2 separate regions of the Mus musculus genome follow, and region 2 is linked to region 1. The links are chromatin loops, found by intact Hi-C in ENCODE. Cell type or tissue: heart. All regions are shown on one strand. Each heading gives the region's core, and the rest is flanking DNA. Links, peaks and the distances in the headings are about the cores only.

The links. A loop is a pair of places that touch in the nucleus more often than their neighbours do. Peaks named below come from ENCODE experiments on the same cell type or tissue, not always from the same donor. Only the 100,000 strongest peaks of a DNase experiment are listed, where the experiment ranks them.
Region 2: a loop joins it to region 1, with 20 times the contacts of the local background. A loop is called at or near these places in 6 of 42 quality-filtered maps.

Annotation. Positions count from the first base shown.
Region 1 is chr3:56,074,631-56,086,679 of GRCm38, reverse strand. It overlaps Nbea (neurobeachin), which reads left to right. Exons shown (of 58, transcript NM_030595.1): 5 at 396-517; 6 at 1,312-1,438; 7 at 4,189-4,308; 8 at 6,675-6,821. Among named protein-coding and RNA genes, the nearest start is that of Nbea, 100 kb to the left of the region's middle. In heart, for the core only: a CTCF peak has its summit at 7,296 (motif pointing left); no DNase peak of the experiment used is centred there.
Region 2 is chr3:56,748,220-56,760,268 of GRCm38, reverse strand. No RefSeq gene overlaps it. Among named protein-coding and RNA genes, the nearest start is that of Gm32237, 56 kb to the right of the region's middle. In heart, for the core only: a CTCF peak has its summit at 6,361 (motif pointing right); a DNase peak (open chromatin) is centred at 6,438; H3K27ac peaks cover 373 bases.

The DNA of each region.
Region 1 (12,049 bases), core at 2,557-10,556:
ATGTTTGGCTTCACAGTGATTTAGACCTTTCTTCTGACTCCAATGACACTTTCTAGGACAGGCTGTCTTAGCTGTAACTATTCATGCTCTATTAAGAAAATGAAGTCTAGTTACTAAACACTAGCATGAGGCATTGGAGTCAGACTCTTCTGTGGCATGTGTATCAGTGCAGGTGTCTGTACTGTGGGAGTTAGTGGGAGGGTTGGAGAACAGTCTGGAGCCGAGCAAGGTAGAAATAAGATTTAGCCCACTGTATTTCAGAAAACAGCCTGTAGAAATTCTTTGACTGTAGTAAGAGTTTATTTCTGTAGTTGATTTTTGGGGGGAGGGAAATTTGACCAGAATAACTTTGTATTTCATGTAACTGGTAATTTACCTTTTGTATTGTCTTGTAGGCAATTGCATTGCCTCCCATTGCAAAGTGGCCTTATCAGAATGGCTTCACTCTCAACACTTGGTTTCGAATGGATCCATTAAATAACATTAATGTTGATAAGGATAAACCTTATCTGTATTGGTAAGTAATATGCAAAAGTATACTACTTTGGTCTTTATGTATTTGACTTTTTGAAATTAAACATTGTACCATAAAGCTCATATAGCTAATATTTATTTATTTACTAATAATTTTAGGTTTGTGCATTCACATTTTTTTTTCTACTTACAATATAAGAAGGAAAGATAAGTCTATTAGAGGGAGAACAGGGTTACTAGTGTCTGATGTTGGAGATAAGACACCAATTCTTACTAGAGTTTGTTTATTTCACCTTTATTTCTATAAGAATAATTCACACGGGTAAAAATAACAATAGCCATAAAGAACATTATAATTATATGAGATTGTTTAGTAAGCATGTTCTTATTTAGATTAAAATATATGTACTTATTTGATCAATCACATTATTATAAAAATTAGCTCTTCTTGGTAAGGTTTTCTTTTTATAGTTTTTAAGTTTATTGTAAATTTAAGAGACCAAGTTGTACTGACACCATGAACTTTGTTGAAATGAGTTTTGAGCGGGTGAAGTGGCGATGGTCCTTCATATACAGTCTGCCCAGTAGACATTTTGATCATTAATTTGTTTAATGTCTATTATATTTTAAATTTAAATATAAAGAGTTTCCAAAGCCTACTATTTCTTGGGTTAAATCCCTTACTTTTTTTTGTTATTATAAAACTTATGTTTTTGTTTCTATTTGGCCAATGTGTTAACTATGACTATACTGAAAATTCAGTTTATTGTATAAGGTTTTAGTACGTGTTGGTATATTTCATTTAACCAGAGTTTCTGTATTATTTTATTAATACAGTTTTCGTACTAGCAAAGGAGTGGGCTACTCTGCTCATTTTGTTGGCAACTGTTTGATAGTCACATCTCTGAAGTCCAAAGGAAAAGGTTTCCAGCACTGTGTGAAGTATGATTTCCAGCCTCGCAAGGTAGGGCAGAGTAGATGCTTCCCCTGGAAACCATGTCAGTAGCTGTTCTCCTTTCCCGGGCTGTGCAGTGTGACTTCTGTAATGTTCTTTCACCTTCTCCTGACTTTCTGTGCCTTTTTCTTTCCTGTAATTTCTTATCTTCATGTCTGACTTCTGTGTGATGTCTTTTAACACCTTGTGGTGTTTTTGTCACACGTTCATTCTCTCAGTCTGAACTAATTTGTGGTGTTCCTAGAAATACATGCAGGAGACCTGTAGGAACTAGGAATGGGACAGAAGATGACACAGGAAAGATCTCACTTTCGTGCCACTTAGTCTTACAGGGAAATTTTTATTCAGTTTCATAATTTCTCCTACTTCTACTCATCAGTGCTATGTTCCTTGGCTTTTCAACAACTGTGAGATCTCAGAATCTAAGCTACTGTACTTTCTCTCTCCTCTGGTTTCGAGAGCTGCCATCTTTTAGTCACTGGGGCATGTTCTTCATCTGCTTTTTGCTATGTATTATATCTCTGAAATACATCTATTTTCTTCTATAATTTCATTACTTGCTGTTTACCTTCATATTGTTTTCTCTTCATCTTCATGTTTTGTTTCTTTTCTAAACTATTTTATTCACTAATGTTAAACTTATCTTCCTGAAGATATGCATTTGCTTAAGCTAATGATTTGATTTTTAGTAACAACAAAATAAATTGAAAATGTACCCACGTGCTTTATGAATGAATGAGTGACTTTTATCTAAGTCTTCAGAGCACATATTATCAGAGCCTTTCTGCAACATTTCTGTGTAGTCTTTTATTGTTGTCCCCTCCTCTTCCTCCCCCATTACCTACTCCCCTTTCTGCCTCTGTCATTGGGGATCCAACCAAAGAGACACATGTGGCAGGCAAGTGTTGCATCAAAGTAGTGCTACTACCCATCCTCTTTGATAGATATTGTTTTCAAACATAACTAATGCCTCTTTTCATAATTACTTTATCCACATCTTCATTATTCATTTATATGTCCATTTATTGATTATTGAGACAAAAATCTGTGGTGGATTTAATTTTTTATTTTCTCAGATGCCTGACACAGTATTGAATTCAGTAGACTGCCAATATTTTGAGTAGCTATATAAAAATATGACTTAAACAGGGGCTGGGGAGATTGCTCAGAGACTAAGAGTACTGGATATTCTTCCAGAGGACCTGGGTTTATTTTCCAGTATTTACATGGCTACTCACAACTCCAGTTCCAGGAGATCTGATACCCTCACACTGACATATATGCAGGCAAAACAACCACAACAAAAAATAAAACTTTAACAAATAATAAAGTCTTTTACTTTCTCAACACATAAGTTTCATGAATTTAGATCAGTGTTTTTTGGTTTTTTGAGACAGGGTTTCTCTGTATAGCCCTGGCTGTCCTGGAACTCACTTTGTAGACCAGGCTGGCCTGCCTCTGCCTCTACCTCCTGAGTGCTGGGATTAAAGGCGTGCACCACCAAGCCCAGCTTAGATCAGTGGTTCTTAACCTGTAGTCACATAAAAGCAAGAAGTTTAATCTTCATTTTATTTATTCTTTCCTATTTGCTTATGAAAATGCATTCCTGTGTTTTTTGCATTTTAAATATAGTAATTGCAGAGAGTCTTGTAAGAGTGAGGCTCAGGGAATGAAACAGATACAAAACAGTTTTTCTGAAAAGATTTTAATAAACTTTGAAAATTATAGTAATTTTTGCCTTACTCCTCTCTATTATTATACAAAAATATCATTTAAAATATCATTAAAATTTTTTTCTTTCTTTAATTTTCCAGGACATGTGGTAGTTGACTTGCTATTGTGCTTCAATTAGGGGAAACTTCACCTTAGTAAATAGGTTACTGGCCTTTCCTAAAAAGATATGCAACACTAAAACTTTTGTTTGCTCGGCTGAACTGCTACTAAGGGGTGTCTGACCTTGTAAAAATGAATGTAACCATTAATATTTTACCTCATTTATAGAAAATGTTTAGTGCATAGCACCTAGTGATATTTCTATAAACATTATTTCGTGTTTTTTTCTTATTTCTCATTTATTTTGTTTAACTTGTAATACATTTCTCAGGAATTTTTAGTATCAGTATATGTATTGTTCTTATTTCTTGTTCTCCAGATTTATTATACATCAATATTTGGATCTCAAACTGAGTGCAGGGCACAGTATATATGATTAGTGTCAGTATGCATATGCACTCTCCAGATCAGTTACTGTCTGTAACTTAAAAATATCAAGTCAGACATTGGGATCCTCTGAAATGGTGAAAGCTCTTGTACATCTATTACATTTTGATGGTTCCAAGAGACAGAAAACTAAATTTAACCTAAGATTAACTTATCTAGTAAATCCAAAAAATATATATGAATACATGAATGTAAAAAATTACATTGCAACATTCTTTTCCTCTTGTTCATTCAGTATTTCCTATTAGTCCTGAATGTTTGATAAAAAGTTTATTCACTCATAGTGATTCTTCTATGATTGCCTTCAAGTGTTGTGTTCATAAGCAGCTCATAAGCAGTTGCTGCTCTTACACCTCTGTCTCAGTGTTGGGGGATGGGTGCTCCTTGACCTGTACTTTACCCGGGCCATAAGAAATGGGAGGAAGGGACATGAGGTATACAGTACTCGAGATCTCTTAGAGGGATGTGCAAAGGTTTGACTGCATTTTATACAGTAGTAACTGCTCATGACCTTTGACATCTTAGTTGTTGCATTGCAGTGGTACATGATCAGCATCGTCCACATCTACAATCGATGGAGGAACAGTGAGATCCGTTGTTATGTTAATGGCCAGCTGGTATCCTATGGTGACATGGCTTGGCATGTTAACACAAATGATGTAAGTTTAAATTTTTTAAACATATTTTATAGTATGGTCTCTCACTGTAATATAAATAATGACCATTTGGTAGAAACATCCAAAATTTTGTTTGAGGTTTTATTAGTTTATATAAAATTCTTAAGTTAATTTATATTTATATAATTTATATTTAATTATTTAATATAGTGTGTAGACTGTTTCAGACACATGATTTAATGATCTGGATAAAGTTAAAATAGAATGTGGTTATGTGATACACAAGGGTCAAGTCATGTAAGTGCCTCATATGCAAACACAGGTCTGGGCTTGCAGTCTGACCCAGGATAAAAAGCCTCTCAAGATTATATTGTAAAAATCTCAGCATGTCCGCTATGGTGGTGGACACTTTTAATCCCAGCAATCAGGGAGGCAGAGGCAGGTGCATCTCTGAGTTCAATACTTGCCTGGTCTACAAAGTGGGATTCAGGACAGTCAGAGCTAACCATGTCTAAAAATCAAAACTAAAGCAAAAAACCCCTCAATCTGGCTGCAGTGATGATAATTTCATGACATTAAAGGGCTCTGAAAGCAGAAGGCAGATCACATTCAGGATGCTTTGTCATGGTGGATGAGATAATTTCTTCACTTTGTATGTCTGTGTTGGAGCAGGTGACACTGGATCCTAGATAGAGAAGACATAGGGTTGAAATCTAAAGAATGCTTGCATTTATATAGTTTGCGGTTTCCCTTTCCTTCCTCCTGGCATTTTAGGGCCAAAGCAAAATGTGGTTTGTAGTACCTAAAGAATCACTAGGGCCAGTGATAGATTATTGTTCCAGAATACCTGCTTATGACAATTATGAAAAACAAACAACTAAATCTATTTATAAGTTTTGTCTGCAACTTCTCTAATCTTAATCACTTTCACAGAGCAGAGGTTGTAATGTATTCTCTTTTTCTGTTTTCTTTTAAATGATAGGACATTTTACATTGTCTCGAGTCTCTTTGTAGATCTGTGGGTGACAAGCTGTCCTGCCCAGCCAAGTTGACTTTACCTTGTTGTTTGCATGATCTGAAAGCCAAGAGTCTTGGATTTTCACTAAGAACATTTTTTAAAAGGCACAACAACAACAACAACAACAACAACAACAAATCAAATCAAATACAAATATGCACAGAAGCTGCATGGAGCACACAGAACTCTAGAAAGTTCCTGCCCGTGCCTTTATAGGGCAAACTTGCTTTACTGCCCAACAGACTCAAAGGCAAATGAAAACACAGAAATGAAATTTGGCTTCCTATCTGTTCTCTGATACTGCAGGAGGATGTAGTTTATTACTAATATACGAAGGAAGGAAGCCCCTATAGTTTTGTTGCTGACATTAGCTGAAAAGACAGTATTTAAAACAAAACAAAACAAAACCAAGATTTAAAATTCTCTGTGATAGTATTTCAAGAAACAGGGAAGCCTGGTCTTGTACACATTCTTTACGTAATAGTAATTTTTAGTTTGCACAGTTTAAATTACACATGTTGAACGATAAGTTCTTGTTTTTCTCTTCCATTCACCTTACTACTATTTTTTTTTGCTATTGTATGAAGCACAAATGGGATCTCATATTTGACAGACCTATGTAGTGATCGATTTCTCTATGACTCTGTCTAGTTTGATAGCTGAATATTAGTGTGTTTATTCAAATTAAAGTGTGGGATATCCTGTGGTGACAAGAGAGGATAGTGGTTAGTACCTACTGTCTTTGCCTTCCTTGGCTGGTGTTGAAAGGATGTAGGTGTGCCAGGCTTTCTAGATGAAAGATCCTTTAGGTGAATAATATTCGCGAGATAGTGAATCATTGTTTTTGCTTCTATATAATCCCTATGCAGAACAAACTGATTTTCTTCATTCTTGCTTATTTAGTGCAGAAAATGGGGGTTGCCTATTCATCCATATTGAGAAATGAAGTAGAATTTTAAAAAAATCTATTCCTATGGTTTTATAGTTAAGATTTGGCAAAGTCATTCTTTTGATTTATTTTCTCTCTAAATTTGATCAGTTGTGAATTATTAGCAATTTAAAATTATCTTTGCTTCAGTAAACACATTTTGTTTCTGAATTACAAAATTCAGTTATAAACAATTACACAATCTTTGTCGTTATTGCTACAATTTGAAAAGGTGGTCAGGTCTGAGGGTGTGATGGATGGTTGTGCTCTTAACTTCTATTTAACTGATTTTATTTTCTAAAACTTGTTTATTTACTTTTATTATTGAAACATTTGAAAAATACCCAAAATAGCATTTTCACTATTGTTAGTATCTTAAATGTTTCTGTTAATGAAGAAATGCATTTTAAATATTCTGTCACTACAAAATAATAACTTATTTTTTGTGACTTTTAAAAATAGAGCTATGACAAGTGCTTTCTTGGATCTTCAGAAACTGCTGATGCCAATAGGGTGTTCTGTGGCCAGCTTGGGGCTGTGTATGTGTTCAGTGAAGCTCTTAACCCAGCACAGATATTTGCAGTTCATCAATTAGGACCTGGTTATAAGGTAGGAATGACTGCATTGATATAAGTTCTCAGCAAAGGTCTTGTTGTATAACCTGCTTTCACACTACTGTATTTAGTGAGAATCTTTGTTCAATGTGGGTAATTGTCATACCAACTTTTTGATATTTACTGTGATGTTCCTTTTCATCTGCTCTTCTCTTTTTAATTATTATTTTTCATGAACTTTTCATTTTTCGGGCATGCCTTTAGTTATCAATTCTGAAAACCTTTTTATTTTTAGACATGCTTTTAGTTATCAATTCTGAAAAACAAATTTGAGTACATTGCTTATTTAAGTGGTATTTGAAATCTCAGAGTTTGAAATATGTACATTGTATTATGATCATTCAAAATGCCTTGTCCAGGACTCAACTGTTCAGAACACTTACTGTTTTTCCCAAGGTTCTGTGCTCATTTCTCATCAAACAGATAGTGGCTCACAATCATCCATAGTGGTATCTGCTGCCCTCTTTTGGTATGCTTACACCTACACATAAAATACACAAACAAGCCTTTCATCAAATGACTTGTCAAAAGGGATGCTATCTATGGATCAGAGATTTAGAAAAAGAAAGAGTGTCAAATGCTGTGTCAGACTGAGGGAATTCATTTCATACATTTGCATTTAATTGTCCCTTGCAGTGGGTAAGAATGGGGTAATAAGGGTGCTCATGTCACAAAGCCAGTGACACTGACTGATGATTCTGATCTCTATTTTGCTTTGAAATTGGTACATTTTAGGCAAGATACAGCATTCACTCCTATGAATTAGTTTTTAATGAACACACTTGGTAAGTACGGGTAGACTTTTTAAAATCACATTTGGAGTTGTACAGTTTCAGACTATTTGGAGGCGAGACAATATTATACAGTATAAATCCAAGCTGAGATGGGCATTGGTGGCGCACGCCTTTAATCTCTGAGCTTGTGAGGCAGAGACAAGTGGATCCCTGAGGTCCAGGCAAGCCTGGTCTATAGAGTGAGCTCCAGTATAGCCACTACTACACAGAGAAACTCTGTCTCAAAAAACAACAAAGGAACAATCAAACAAATCAAAGTTGACAATGTTTGAGGAGCACATGCCATAATTTAAAGTGTTGCTGCTTTTTAAAAAGTTTAATGTTTAAATTAATGGGAAGTTTGTTATGGAAGAGTAACAATAAATATTAAAATATACTTTTAAAACCTTTTTATATTCATATTTCTGTTTTATTATTTTAGTTTAGACATAGAAATAACAAAATTATTCTTTAAAAGATCTTAGTGTTCCCAGTGATTTTAATAACCAAAATACTTACAGCAGTCTTTCTGTTTTGTGTCACAGTGACATTACATGTTGCTATCTTGTATCCATTTAGTTTTATTTGTTTCACTAGGCCTAGGTAACAACTGGTTTTAGTATAGTCATTTTACCCCTTATACCACACCCCCATTCACCTTCCTTTTATTGAAAATAAATTCCTTTCTCACATAATATATCCTGAATACTGCTTCCTGTCCCTCTACTCTTCCCAGTTGCTCCCACCTCCCCTCCCTTCTGGATTCACTCCCTTTCTCACACTAGAAAACAGGCTTCTAAGAGATACTAATAAAATGAAATAAGATAAAACAATAGTTAACATCAGATTTGGAGAAGACAAACAAGGAAAAGAGCCCAAGAGAAGGCCTAACTCTCAGAGAAAGACTTGCTTCCATACTCAGGAATCCCATAAAACCACTAAATTGGAAGCCATAAGATAAGCACAAAGAATCTGGTGTTTGGGCACTATTCATGCTGGCTCAGTCCTTTTGAGCTCATAGGAGCTTTGATCTTGTTGATTGATAGGCTCTTGTTTTCTTGGTGTCTTCCATCTACTCTGGGTCTTGTATTCTTTCCTCCTCCTCTCCTGCAGGGTTCCCTGAGCTCTGAGAGGAAGGATTTGATGGAGATAGTCTATTAGGACTAAGTGTTCTAAGGTATCTCACACTCTGCATAATGTCTGACTGTGGAACACCATTTCTTTCCATTCTCTGTAGGAGGAAATTTCTCTAATGGTGGCTGAGCAAGAGACCCTGATCTATGAGTATAGCAGATTGTCATTAGCAGTTATTTTATTACTACTTTTTTTTGAAGAAGATTAATATTTGGTTTTCCCCTAGGATGCTGGTCTCTTTATATTCTCCGGTTCTCAGTCACCCAAGCAGTGTTGGGCATGATAGATTCTATATGATAGAGCATACTTTGTGACACAATTGCTCCAGCGTATCTTTCAGGCAGGACACCATTGTTGATCGGTGATTTTGTAGATGGTTTGGCATTTACATTTATCTTTTGATAGTATACAGAGTCCCTACTTGTACCAGTGATGGTAGAACACACCGGGGTGAAAGCTCTGTGTATGCAGCAGTTTACCTTCACCGTGGTCAATGAGTTTTGTGGGTGTTGTCTTCAGTAATGGGTCTTGATGTTAGTTTGTGGCAACATAAAGTTTGGCAACAGCCTGTGTTGTTTGGGAATTTCCATAGGACTCCATTGGCTAAGAACTCAATTAGATGTAAACCAATCCTGGTAGCCAAAGCTCTATTTGGTGACAAGAGATGCCTGTTGGGACTCTGTCTCCCCCATTACTTGGAGATTTTATGTAGATCACCTTCATGTATATATTTTAGGGAAGCTTCTACTACATTAGGTTTTCATAATACCCCTCAAGTGGCCTTTAATTTTAGCTGCCTCTTCACATAACCCCTCCCTCATCTCCCATTCCCCTCCCCTCTCACTGATCCTCCCATAAGTATTCATTGTATTTCTCTTTCCTAACAAGATCTACCTGACCCCTCCTTGCCCCTTTCTCTATACCTAACCTTTATAGTTCTACAGATTGTAGCTTGGTTATCATTGAATTAACAGCTAATATCCATATAAAACCAAATACATCCCATATTTGTCTTTCTTTGTCTTGAACATCTCACTCTGGATGATTATTTTCATCTACTTGTCTGCAAATCCTCCCTTTTCCTTCAACTCTTGCTCTGCCATGTATTAACTTTTCATTGGAATCTTAATATTTTTGGCTTATATGTATCTAGCCTTCTGTCTTTCTTTGCCATGACCGTAAAATATTTGTTAACTTTTCCTTTTTAAAAATCTCTCTCTGTGTGTTTCTGTGTCTCTCTGTCTCTCCTCTCTCTTTTTCTCTCTCTCTGCATGTACATATGTATACCATGTCTGTACCTGGTGCCCAAGGAGGCCCAAAGAGGTCATTGAATCCCTTGGAAATGGAATTGCAGATGTTTCTGAGCTGCTGTTTGGGTTCTGGGAACCGAAACCAGGACCCCATAAACAAATGCTCTTCAGTGCTTAACCATCTTGCCACCCTGTGAAGTACCTTTTTTTTTAGCACTAGTTAAATGATATTAAATAATAGTAACAAAAAATATAAATGAAGGTGAGATGATAAATTACATTATTTTTATACCATATATTAAGTATAAACCTAGTATCACTATTATAATTTCAGAATTAATAGGAACACCTTCACAACACATGAGAGAAAGAGCAAGATCTAAATATTAAGTAGTTCTTCCTCTAAGAAAGGAGCCAGCATTGTGTTGAGCAGCTTTGTAAATTAGAAATTTATCATTTTGTTCTTTCTTGACATTTTTTTAAATATATAACAGAGGTAAAAATAAGTAGAAATCCCAAGCCACTGAATTCCTCTACAACTAGTTTCCTAATATAGGGTGTGGTGTACCTACACCAAAGTCTGACATTTATACAAGAAATATCTCTAATTGTGGGCAAGGAATGAGAAACTATCATACTGAGTTATGAAAGTCTGTGTACATCTGAGCCTTTTCAAATGGAGATTATAAATTTATGAGTACAAATGAATTGTCTTAATTCAAAATACAAAGTACACCTATTACTCAACAGTTTGTATATTCAAAACTCTTTTTTTTTAATTTTTTATTAGGTATTTAGCTCATTTACATTTCCAATGCTATACCAAAAGTCCCCCATACCCACCCACCCCCACTCCCCTACCCACCCACTCCCCCTTTTTGGCCCTGGCGTTCCCTTGTACTGGGGCATATAAATTTTGAGTGTCCAGTGATGGCCGACTAGGCCATCTTTTGATACATATGCAGCTAGAGTCAAGAGCTCCGGGGTACTGGTTAGTTCATAATGTTGTTCCACCTATAGGGTTGCAGATCCCTTTATCTCCTTGGGTACTTTCTCTAGCTCCTCCATTGGGAGCCATATGATCCATCCATTAGCTGACTGTGAGCATCCACTTCTGTGTTTGCTAGGCCCCGGCATAGTCTCACAAGAGACAGCTACATCTGGGTCCTTTCGATAAAATCTTGCTAGTGTATGCAATGGTGTCAGTGTTTGGATGCTGATTATGGGGTGAATCCCTGGATATGGCAGTCTCTACATGGACCATCCTTTCATCTCAGCTCCAAACTTTGTCTCTGTAACTCCTTCCAAGGGTGTTTTGTTCCCACTTCTAAGGAGGGGCATAGTGTCCACACTTCAGTCTTCATTTTTCTTGAGTTTCATGTGTTTAGGAAATTGTATCTTATATCTTGGGTATCGTAGGTTTTGGGCTAACATCCACTTATCAGTGAGTACATATTGTGTGAGTTCCTTTGTGAATGTGTTACCTCACTCAGGATGATTCCCTCCAGGTCCATCCATTTGGCTAGGAATTTCATAAATTCATTCTTTTTAATAGCTGAGTAGTACACCATTGTGTAGATGTACCACATTTTCTGTATCCATTCCTCTGTTGAGGGGCATCTGGGTTCTTTCCAGCTTTTGGCTATTATAAATAAGGCTGCTATGAACATAGTGGAGCATGTGTCCTTCTTACCAGTTGGGGCATCTTCTGGATATATGCCCAGGAGAGGTATTGCTGGATCCTCCGGTAGTACTATGTCCAATTTTCTGAGGAACCGCCAGACTGATTTCCAGAGTGGTTGTACAAGCCTGCAATCCCACCAACAATGGAGGAGTGTTCCTCTTTCTCCACATCCACGCCAGCATCTGCTGTCACCTGGTTTTTTGATCTTAGCCATTCTGACTGGTGTGAGGTGGAATCTCAGGGTTGTTTTGATTTGCATTTCCCTGATGATTAAGGATGTTGAACATTTTTTCAGGTGCTTCTCTGCCATTCGATATTCCTCAGGTGAGAATTCTTTGTTCAGTTCTGAGCCCCATTTTTTAATGGGTTATTTGATTTTCTG
Region 2 (12,049 bases), core at 2,803-10,802, 670 kb before region 1:
GGACATAGTACTACCGGAGGATCCAGCAATACCTCTCCTGGGCATATATCCAGAAGAAGCCCCAACTGGTAAGAAGGACACATGCTCCACTATGTTCATAGCAGCCTTATTTATAATAGCCAGAAACTGGAAAGAACCCAGATGCCCCTCAACAGAGGAATGGATACAGAAAATGTGGTACATCTACACAATGGAGTACTACTCAGCTATTAAAAAGAATGAATTTATGAAATTCCTAGCCAAATGGATGGACCTGGAGAGCATCATCCTGAGTGAGGTAACACAATCACAAAGGAACTCACACAATATGTACTCACTGATAAGTGGATACTAGCCCAAAACCTAGGATACCCACGATATAAGATACAATTTCCTAAACACATGAAACTCAAGAAAAATGAAGACTGAAGTGTGGACACTATGCCCCTCCTTAGAAGTGGGAACAAAACACCCATGGAAGGAGTTACAGAAACAAAGTTTGGAGCTGAGATGAAAGGATGGACCATGTAGAGACTGCCATATCCAGGGATCCACCCCATAATCAGCATCCAAACGCTGACACCATTGCATATACTAGCAAGATTTTATCGAAAGGACCCAAATGTAGCTGTCTCTTGTGAGACTATGCCGGGGCCTAGCAAACACAGAAGTGGATGCTCACAGTCAGCTAATGGATGGATCACAGGGCTCCCAATGGAGGAGCTAGAGAAAGTACCCAAGGAGCTAAAGGGATCTGCAACCCTATAGGTGGAACAACATTATGAACTAACCAGTACCCCTGAGCTCTGGACTCTAGCTGCATATGTATCAAAAGATGGCCTAGTCGGCCATCACTGGAAAGAGAGGCCCATTGGACACGCAGACTTTGTGTGCCCCGGTACAGGGGAACGCCAGGGCCAAAGGGGGGGAGTGGGTGGGTAGGGGAGTGGGGGTGGGTGGGTAAGGGGGACTTTTGCTATAGCATTGGAAATGTAAATGAGCTAAATACCTAATAAAAAATGGAAAAAAAAAAAAAAAAAAAAAAAAAAAAAAAAAAAGACAGCAAGTCAGCCACAAGACCTTAGACCCACAATTTTTCTAGCCTATATGATATGCAGGGGTAAAAAATGAAGCATAATTTGAGGGAAGGGACAACTAATGACTGGCCCAGCTTGAGACTCATGCCATAAGAGGGAGTCTATTCCTCACACTGTTAATGATACTCTGCTATACTTGCAGACAGGAGCCTAGTATAACTGTCATCAGAGAGGCTTCACTCAACAATGATGGAAACACATACAGAGACCCACAACCAAATATTAAGTGGACCTTGAGGTATCCTGTAGAATATTGGAGGAGGGATTGACGGAACCAGAAGGGTCAAGAACACCACAAAAAAATCCTACAAAATCAACTAACCTGAGCCCATAAAGAGCACATAAAGACTGAACTGCCAACCAAAGAGCATGCGTGGGATGGACCTAGGCCCTCTGCACATATGTAAAAGTTGTGCAGCTGGGTCTTCGTGTGGTATTCATAAAGAGGGAGCAGTGGTTATCACTAACTATACAGCTGGTCTTTGCATACCTTTCCCCTAACTGCACTGTCTTGTTAAGCTTCAACAGAAGAAGATGAGCCAGGTCTTATTGCAACTTGATATGCAAAGGCTGATTGATATCCATGAGAGGCCTCCCCTTTTCTTAGGAGAAAGGAAGGAGGGGTAAATTGGAGAAAGGCAAGAGGGACTTAGAGGAAAGGAAGGAGGGGAAGCTACAATCCAGATGTAAATTGGATTGTAATTGAATAACTTAATAATACATAGATGTTAGACAGATAATAGATAGATAGGCAGATAGATAGATGTCACCTGAGTAAAAGTCTCAGGATTTTAAGCTATATACAATTACAAGGTGCATGTGGCAAAACATGCTTTTTCATAGAGGCATATAAACAATAACAATATCCTTGTAATGAATAATCTAATATAAACTCCTTATTGGCTATACCTGGGAAGGGCCAATTTGTGCTATGTAGAAACTGGGATCCCAAGACTCTTGTAGTTTTCTCAGAAGCACTTAGAGTCTTCTGATATATCTTCATTCTTGGACAGTGTTCCAACTAATTATTAATCAAGAAAATGGCCCCACAGGCTTACCTATAGGCTAATCTAATGAAAGTATTTAGTTTAATTAGTTAGTTATAGTTAGTTAGTTAGTTAGTTAGTTGGTTAGCTAGCTAGTTTTTGAGACAGAATATCACTATTGTAGCCCTAGCTGTCCTGGAACTTTCTATATAGAGCAAGCTAGCCACAAACTCTCAGAGATCCACCTGTATCTGTCTCCTGAGTGCTGGGACTAAAGGCATGTGCCACCAAGCTCACCAGAAGCATTTTCTTAACTTAGGTGCCTTATTACCAGATGGCTCTTTTTTTATTAGAAGTTGACAAAAAAAAAAAAAACCTAAATAGCTCAACTTATTTCCAGATTAGCAGCTGAGGATGAAGAGGTGCTGAGAGGTAAAACCCAGAGCCCCTTTTTAGACATGATCCCATAATACTCACTATCTTGTTAGGCCCACTGTTGACTAAAAATACCCAAAGTTTGTCCTCATTTCTTTATAAAATATTTTTGATGTTATAACATTGTATCATTTCCCTTTACCCTTCCTCCTTCCAGCCCTCCCATGTCTACTTCCTTTCTCATTTGAAAATTCATGGCCTCTTTTCTGAATTATTCTATTAATTTGTGTGTGTGTTTGTGTGTGTGTGTGTATGTGTGTGTGCATGTGTGTGTGTGTGTGTGTGTGCACATGTGTGTGTATTTAGGAATTGCTCAGTCTGTACAATGTTGCTTTAATGTATATGTTTCCAGGGAAGACCATTTTGTATGGATAACCTACTGGAATATTTTTCCAATTAGTTATATGTACCAAGAACTCAAAAAAATGCTTGTCATTTTAATTATTTCCATTATTCTTCATTGAACTATCTTGATTAAGGCAAAACCACAAAGGGCATTTCCATTACCACACAGCATCACTCTCCATCACCTACAGACACCATATGATTTGTCTTTCAGAAACCATCTGATAGGTTTTTCTCACATCCACAGCCTGTTGATTATTTTACAAAGTGGGGGTAAATGAAATCACAAAGCCTCACCTTGCACCAGGATCTGATTTCTTATTCATGAAGACTGAAAGTCTTTCACAGTTAGAGCACATTCTTTGCATTTTTCTTTAAGCCCACCTTAGAGAAAATCCTACGGAGAAAAATATCTGAGAAAGGCAGAAGTCACCAGTGCTATGTGCTTTATATTAAATAAAATCAGAGTACTTATTTAAAAGGAATTAGAGGTAGAAGAATGGAGTCTTGGGTTTCCCATCTCTATCATCCCACATCTGCCCCACCATCATTTCATGATGACGAACAGTGGTCCTCCTGACACATCCATAGGGAAAGAAAGGAACAGTAACACAGAAAATAATTGCCACACAGCACACATATCTCTCGGCTGCCCTCAGGATATAAAATGCAGCAGGGTGTCTTTTGTTATGTTGGCCGAGGGAAAACAATTATTTAGAACCACGCTCTTTATCAATATCCCTGAAGCAGAATGCAAAATGAATAATGGGTAAATGGATGTCACTTTTGACAATGCACCTCTAAAAATAAAAGCAAAGGACAAATATCCATCTTGAGTTTGGTTCAGGTTTTTTTTCTGGACAATGGCTGAACAGATGTCAATGGCTAGACAGATGTCAATGGCTAGACAGATGTCAGTGTAGTTGTTACTCCTACAAATATCAAAGAAGGAAGGCTTCATGGGGACAATGTGGCCTCACCTTTGTAAAGGCCAGTGGCTCTCTAAAAGCCCAGGGTGCCTTATCTGGCCTCTCCAGTCCTCTTAGATGGAGGTCTCTCTACCAGGTTTGCTACATGAATTTTTCAAGACTGTTCCCATGCTTGGAACTCTTAGACCTCGGTGTGGTTGACAGGGGCAGATCTTTCATCCCTGCAGTGCAAGAAGCTAAATTCATCATTTTTAATTGACAAGACATTTCTGAATTTCAGCAAAGCAAACAGGGGAACAACTAAAAGTCACTGAAAAAGCTGCCGGGAAAGGTCGGTTTCTCAAAAGGGCATTGTGTTCCACAGGAAGCCCAAGTGAAACGGGCACATTTCAGGATGTGTATTCCTTTATGCAGACATGCCTTGTTACCCACGTCACCTGTGCATCATGGAAATGACATTTTCACTGGTAATTACAATTTTTTCTCTCAGAAACAGAGGAAATGATCACGTGAGAGAAATGGACCCAAAGGCTCTGTATCCTAAGAGCTCCAGGTTTTCTCCTCTTCACATGGTAATGAATACCCCAAATATAGGATTACAGAAGAGAAATTAAAAAAAAATCTATGGGATTTTGAAGGTTCCAAAGTCTAAGTGCTTTAACACTGGAGACTGGGCTATCAAAGTAAGCACTGGCAGAAGAAAAGGGAGAAACACACACACACACACACACACACACACACACACACACACACACCTTCTGGAGCTGCCCAAGCATAGATGCTCTTCTGAGTAGCAAAAGGACATTAAGGAAGTAGGGGTGATTTGCATATGTGGCGCTCCTGATGAAACATGCAGGAAAACAGAGACAGAGCTATAGGTTCAGTGCAATACAAGTGGCATATAAATGAGGAAATTACATCAAGAACTCAGTAATCCTTGGTTTTTAAAGATTTGTTTCTTACTTATGAGCATGTATGTGTTTCTGGGGAAAGAGAGTATCCACAGAGGACAAAAGAAGACATTGGATCCCCTTGGATCTGTGGTGACAGAAGGGGTTGTGAGTTGTTTAGTGTGGGTGCTAGAACCAAATTCTGGTCCTTTCCAAAAACAGTATGTACTCTTAATGGTTAATCTTCTTAACCCCATCTTATCTTTATTCAATGAGAGAAAAAAACGTAACCATGTTACAGTATTAATCTGAACTAAGCCTCTTCAGAGAGAGCTAATCACACATTCTTCCTTATTTTAACCGTATCAGTATGGAACAACTCCTCCCGAGTGGCTTCTTGTGCTTTGCTAAGGAGTGTGTGCCCTATATGTTTTGATGTTCAGCACGGAGTGCTTATTTAAGCCTATAAATAGTTCCAGGCTCAGATTACGACTTTCAGGGAAAGATCAGATGGACTCTTGCCTCCAACCTCTTTTGGGGATCATCTCCCAAATTTCTGTGAAGACAAGGCTGCTTTTAATGTTAAAACTATTCCAGGAACTTCTGTAGCAGAATGGGTTCTAGGAAAGCAGAAGATGCTGGTCCCCTAACAAAAGAGAGTTAAAAAATAGCTAGGTCCCCTACAGCAGACAATCTTTGCTCAGCTTTCATTTCAATTTAGAACTTGGATGTATGGGAGGAAGCCACACAATTCTAACATTTTTATCGATTTTTAAAATAGCTCTGGTCCACAGGCCAGCCCCCAGGGACAGACAGAGGCAAAGAATATGCACTTGAAAGCAGGAGTATCAGGTCTTCCTGGGCTCCTCACATCATGAGTTATGTCCCAGAAAGAATCACAGAGAGAATTGTGGAGCGAGAACCTGATTCTTTCTCCTGTAAACCTGCAAGGCTTCAGGGCACGGGGTGGGTAGAGGCTCTTCTCATTGATAACCCAAGCCACATGTGTCATTGCTGCATGATTACTCTGTCCTCTTTGCTAACAGCAAGAATCCTGTTAGATGCACTCAATAGAAAAAAGATTAGTACATTAGGTCTGTTACACTCAGTTCTGGATACAGATGGACTCTAAATTCCCCCAGTACACCCATTTACCCCAAGCAAGGAGTATGTGGGCATTACCTGTGCTTTCTTTGGGAGAAAAAGAAAAAGAAAACCCAGTTCTGGGATGGGCACTCACTGTTTTCTGTGATAAGACTTTCATAGTTCATGAAGGCCTGTCCTCTGACTATGAGGGTAAGCCATCTGTCTGCGAAGCCTCTTGTTAAGGTTTGAAATAAATCATTAAGACCGTGAATGAACCAAGGCAGGATGCATATCCTGTATCAGATCTACCGTGTTTGTTTTAGGTGTTGTCAGAGAAGCTGAAGGGAGGGAGTGAATAGGGCAGCTTTTACCCACTCAACTTCCTCGGTTAAATAGTAGAAATTGCCTATGATCAATCACCTGATGCAGCATGTCTTCTCTTTCTTGAGATTTGGGAGTCTAAACGGAACCAATCTTAGAGGTTCTGAATTTAAATGACTGAGCTCAGGTGTAACTTTCAAAAGTGTATGTTAGGATTTGTGTGGCTTTGTGGTCATGTACCAGAGTTTTTAGAAGATAGGGTTGAACCAGGGTCACAGTTGCAGACCAGCAGGGGGCAGATGGAAGCCAGCTGCCAAGTCAGAGATGTCAGACTGCTTGCCATGTGGACCAGTGACAGGAGGCAGACAGCCCAGACAGAAATAGCTGCCATTTATCAGCATGTCGTCATACCACTTCAGCAGGAAGCCACCGTACTTCATTTCCTCTAGACCAGGTCACCAGGGTGAGCCTGAATGCTACCAGGAAACCATGTAGATTCCTAGAAACCCGAGGGAACCAATAAAACAGAGCATTTGTTCTGAGTAAAAACCAAGGGATGTAAAAGAGCTTTTCCATAAAAAAAGATGTCTGGAGTAGTGTGGTCAGGCTTCCTACAGCATGTGACTGAAGCCATCGGCTGTCCATGTCTAGCCAAAGGGGACCATGTCCTGGAAACATTTATTTATGTATCATTCTGCCTCAGCACAGAAAACTCTCTGTAAAGGGGGCGTGGCAATTTAAATGAGTGCCCCTTGATAGGCTCATGTGTTTGAACGTTTGCTCTCCAGCCAGTGGTGATATTTTGAAAGACTGTGTGAACTTAGGAGGTGGAAGGAGGGAATTATGAGAGATAGGATTTCAGACTTTCCAGCCTGGCCCTATTCCCTGTCTACTTTCTGTCTCTTGACTGTGGATGGAACTGCCAGGACCTTACACGCTTGCCACAGGTCTTTCCCACCTTTATGGTCTATATCTTGAAAGCTATGAACCCAAACAAACTGTTCTTCTAGCAAATAATTTGTCATGCATTTTGTTACAGCACCAAGCATGTGCAATGCTCCTATACATGTTTTGCAAAATATGCCAGAGTCTATATCTCTCAAATTTCTCTTTTTCTATTTTTATGACTCTATAGAAAATGTCCAGGAGTTTTGATATCCTTTGTCTCCTTTTTACCCCTAATTCCAGACTTCAGATTGCCCTTCTTTTTTTCAGAGCAATGCAATATTCCATGATGTAAGAACATCTACTTGCTTGGCCTTCCACACTTCTTTCTTGCTTTTGTCACACTTGTAAGTGCCTGTAGTCAGTCAAGTATTTTATTTAGTTTACTTTATGTTTCTATGACAGGTATTCCAGAGACTGGGTAACTTATAGGGAAAATATATCTACTTAGCTCATGTTTCTGCAATATGTGATGTTCAAGATGAAGGGGATGCATCTAGTGAGGACTTTTGAATATATTGTTCATGTTCAAAGATAGAAGGGAGATAGATGATAGACAGACATGATACAGAGGGAGACGGAGAGAAACAGTGAGACAGAAAGAAAAGGGGGAGAGGCATGGAGTGGGGAGAGGGAGTAAGAAGGAATCACATTTGCCTCATAACAAACTAATTATTCAGAGTTCTCATGACTACCCACTCCTTTCAATGCTGCTGCCTTGGAGATAGAATATTCATCTTATGAAGTAAAAAGAACAATTCAAATCAGATGGGGTATATCTTGGGGTCTGGTCCAGATATGGTCCAGATCTTGGGGTAGATAATAAGCTACAAAGAAACTGAAAGATATGGAAATGAGAAACTAGGGTACAACGATTTAAATTATACGTTCAAGTTTGTTCACTCAAAATAAACAGATGATTCCAGACACTCTGGAACCACCTCGGGAAAGTCTGGGGAACAGACTGAGAAAACCAAAGAAGGTTTCCAGCAGCATATCTATGAGTGTCACAGAAATGATGGACTCCAAGTAAATTGCATTTTTGAATCCAAGTGTGTTTTACAGCACCCAGATTTGTCATGCCATTCATTTGTCTTAACCATTGGACATCTGCATGCAAAAGTCCAGGGCACATAGCCAAGTGTGGGTATGTTCTCAGGAAGTCTGAAATTTGTACAAAAATGTTTCATGGAAGCTACATTATTGACAGAAAGTCAAGATGTTGCTTAATGGAAAATAGATCAAGGGTGCAACACACATCTTCCCAGGATGGCTGGTGACTAAGCAATTTGTCTTTGCTATTACTGTGGCTGAAAAGCACAAAACATGTTTCATGAGTTATGTTAACATATAACTTTTGAAATACTTTTGTCTTAACTCTCCCAAATCATCTTTTACATCTTATCTTCATTCTTCCCTTCTTCTGGATCAAGGAGGATTGGAGGAGGAAAATCACACACACAGAGACCAAAGGACTTGCTTTTGGAGTTCACAGCTATAGCGTTCTATGTATCTAAGAGGTTCTGGCAAAGAATGTATTGGTTTAATTTGTATGGATGAATGGGTGTTTTGCCTGCATGCATGTAAGTGCACCTCTGGTACGCAGTGCCTGTGGAGGCTAGAAAAGGACACTGATCCCCTGGAACTGGAGTTAAAGGTTGTTGTGTGCTTCTATGTGGGTGATGGGGACTGAACCCATGTCTACTACAAGAGAAGTAAGTGCTCTTAAGCACTGAGCCAGCTCTCCAGTCCCGAATATTATCTTTCCTTGACTATTTTGCAAAGTATTTACTATGTCTTGTTTACCAAACACACACACACATACAGGCACACACACACATACAGGCATACATAAATATATACACACATATACACACATGCTCACATACAAACACACATACCCATACAGACACATGTATACACATACATACACTCACAGATATACATACATATACATACAGGTCCACAAATGCACACACACACACATACAAATATGCATACAGGAACACACAAACATAAACACATTCAGGCATTCAAAATACATGTAGGAATACAGAAAAGAAATGCAACAACTGTGCTATGGCTCAATGAAGTAAAATTAATGTTGGGAAACTCCTGAACAGACTTTCCAGAAAGTATCATCCAGAATAATATAGCACTTGGTGACATCTATCTCTTGTTTGTTCATTTATTTTTCAGTATTTGGGGTATTTTAGGCTTTTAAAAAATAATTATACACACACACACACACACACACACACACACACACACACACACACACACACACACACATATGAATGGATACACGGTAGTGGTCCTCAAACACACCAGAAGAGGGCATCAGATCCCATTACAGATGACTGTGAACCACCATGTGGTTGCTGGGAATTGACCTCAGAATCTCTGGAAGAGCAGTCAATGCTCTTAACCACTGAGCCATCTCTACAGCTCTGACATCTATCTCTTAACCTCTCTGTGACACCCATTGCCAGTTTCCAAGTTTCAGGTCCTCAGAGTCTCCTCAGTGAGGCCTATGATGACAAAATTAATAAATATTAATTAATTCATCCATTCAAAAAGCTGTGATAGCAATGAATTACGACTATTGTGGTGAAGGTGGTGGCTGGCAAGTAAGAAGCACCTCAGTGTATATGTGCATGGATGCAAGAATGGATGGCTAAACAGTGCTGGAGGGAAGGTGAATTCATCAGAATGGAGGGGCAGTCCAGTCTACCTGAGCCTTTCATTGGCATAAGCAACCCTGCTCTACCTTAAGCCCAGAGAAAAAGGAGTCTAAGCCTTAAACCTCTAACCTCTGAGGTACCACACTGTGGACTCTGGAATCAGAGTTTTGAATTTTATCATATGCCTGTCACCAGCTGTGAGACCAAGTCTGCAGTCTTGCAGACCCAGGAGCTTGTGCCAGCCAGGTTTTGGTGGTTTTGGGTGGTTTCATTGTTGTTGATTTGTCAATTTGACAGAATCTAGGGTTGTCTGGAAGAAGGAATCATCTTAACAGAGAAAAAAATGGCTCCACAGGATAGCCCTGTGGGTAAGCCTGTTGGGTGTTTTCTTGTTTGATTTGTTCTTGATATGGAAATGCCCGGCCCACTGAGGACAGGGCTGCCCCTGGGGAGGAAAACAAGCTAAGCAAGCCCGTAGCACTATACCTGCATGGCCCCTGCATCAGTCCCTGCCTCAAGCCCACCCTGACTTCCCTGGATGATGGATGACATTCTGGGAGAGGAAATAAACTCTTTCCTCTCCGTATTGCTTTTGATCCTGGTGTTCATCACAGCAATAGAAAACAAAGAAAGATGGTCCCTCTCTGCAAGAAACTGTTTATCCTGCTTTAGAGCTGATGGAATTCTAGGCTAGTGAGATTGTGGGTCTGTAGATCACTTCTGGGTGTTAAGAGCTGAGTACTACCCTCTGACATTTACATCATAGATCACTGTAAAAATCAACCTTACTACAACAGGAACTCATGGGAAAATAATTCAAGTTTGAATTGCTATCAAATATTTGAAATCAGATGGATTAGAAAATAAAATTCAGTCTGGGGTCCTAGTTTGGTGGTACACAGGAGGCCTTGATTTAGATCCCTAGCACATCAAAAGTAAATGAAAATAAAATAAAATGATTTTGTCATGTGAATGAAGTGTGTAAGAGGCATGAAGCTATAACAGGAAATAATAAATCAGAAACCTGATGTATGCATTTGCAATCTTCATGACCTTGAGCATTGACTTAATTATCTGAGTTAATCAAGTGGCATCTGTGTCCAAAATCGTCTAGCACATTTGGTTTCTTTGGATCATTCATCATTTAAAAACATGTAGGCTGAGATTTCCAGCAGGACAAAACACTGAGACATCACCTTCCTAACTTCCCTTGAACAGAGAGAGGTTCTAGACACAGTGGGGCAGTCTTCCTACACAGCACTCACTGGGTAGAGCTGACTCAGGGCCTCCGTTGAACTTCTGATCCTCTTCCCTCCATTTCTCAAGGACTGGGATTGTAGGTATTTACCATTACGGGCAGTATATACAGGGCTGGGACTTGGATCCAGGAAGCTGGACATGCTTGACAAATACTCTACCAACTGAGCTGCATCCCCAGTCATTTGTTTTTTGCTTTATTTTTGTTTTGTTTTTGTTATATAATGCTGGCTGGGCTGATACTCACTGTCCTGTCAAGGCTGACTTTAAACTGGTGATAATCTCCTTGCCTCAGCCTTTGATGTATGGGGATCACAACCATATACTCACATGGCTGGAAAAAATACATTTCTTTTTCCTCCTCTTTCCTCCAGGACTCTGGTACTTTCTAAAGGGTCCCCTACCTCCCTCTGCAACCACCTCAGCTGCTTATTTCCATTCATTCTGTTGACCTTCTGGGCTTCTCTCCTCCCCCCCCCTCCCCCCCGCCCGCCACACACACACACATAGTCCTGTTCCATTTCTCTGTTCCTCATCTCTTTCGCACCAACAATGCAAGAATGTTCCTCTTCAAATCCTTGTGAGCATCTGCTGTCATTTGAGTTTTTGATCTTAGCCATTCTGGTTGGTATGAGGTGGAATCTCAGGGTCTTTTTGATTTGCATTTCTCTGATGACTAAGGAATGTGAACATCTCTTTAAGTGCTTCTCAACTATTCGAGATTCTTCTGTTGTGAATTATCTGTTTAGCTCTGTACCCCATTTATTAGTTGGATTACTTGGTTTATTGGAGGTTAACATCTTGGGTTCTTTATATATTTTATATATTAGCCCTCTATCAGATGTAGGGTTAGTGAAGATTTTTTTTCCCAATCTGTAGGTTGCCAATTTGTCCTATTGACAGTGTCTTTTGCCATAAAGAAGCTTTTCAGTTTCATGAGGTCCTATTTATCAGTTGTTGAGCCATTGGAGTTCTGTTCAGGAAATTTCTCCCTGTGCCAATGAGTTTGAGGCTCTTCCCTACTTTCTCTTCTATTAGATTCAGTGTATCTGGTTTTATTATGTTAAGGTCCTTGATTCACTTGGACTTGAGCTT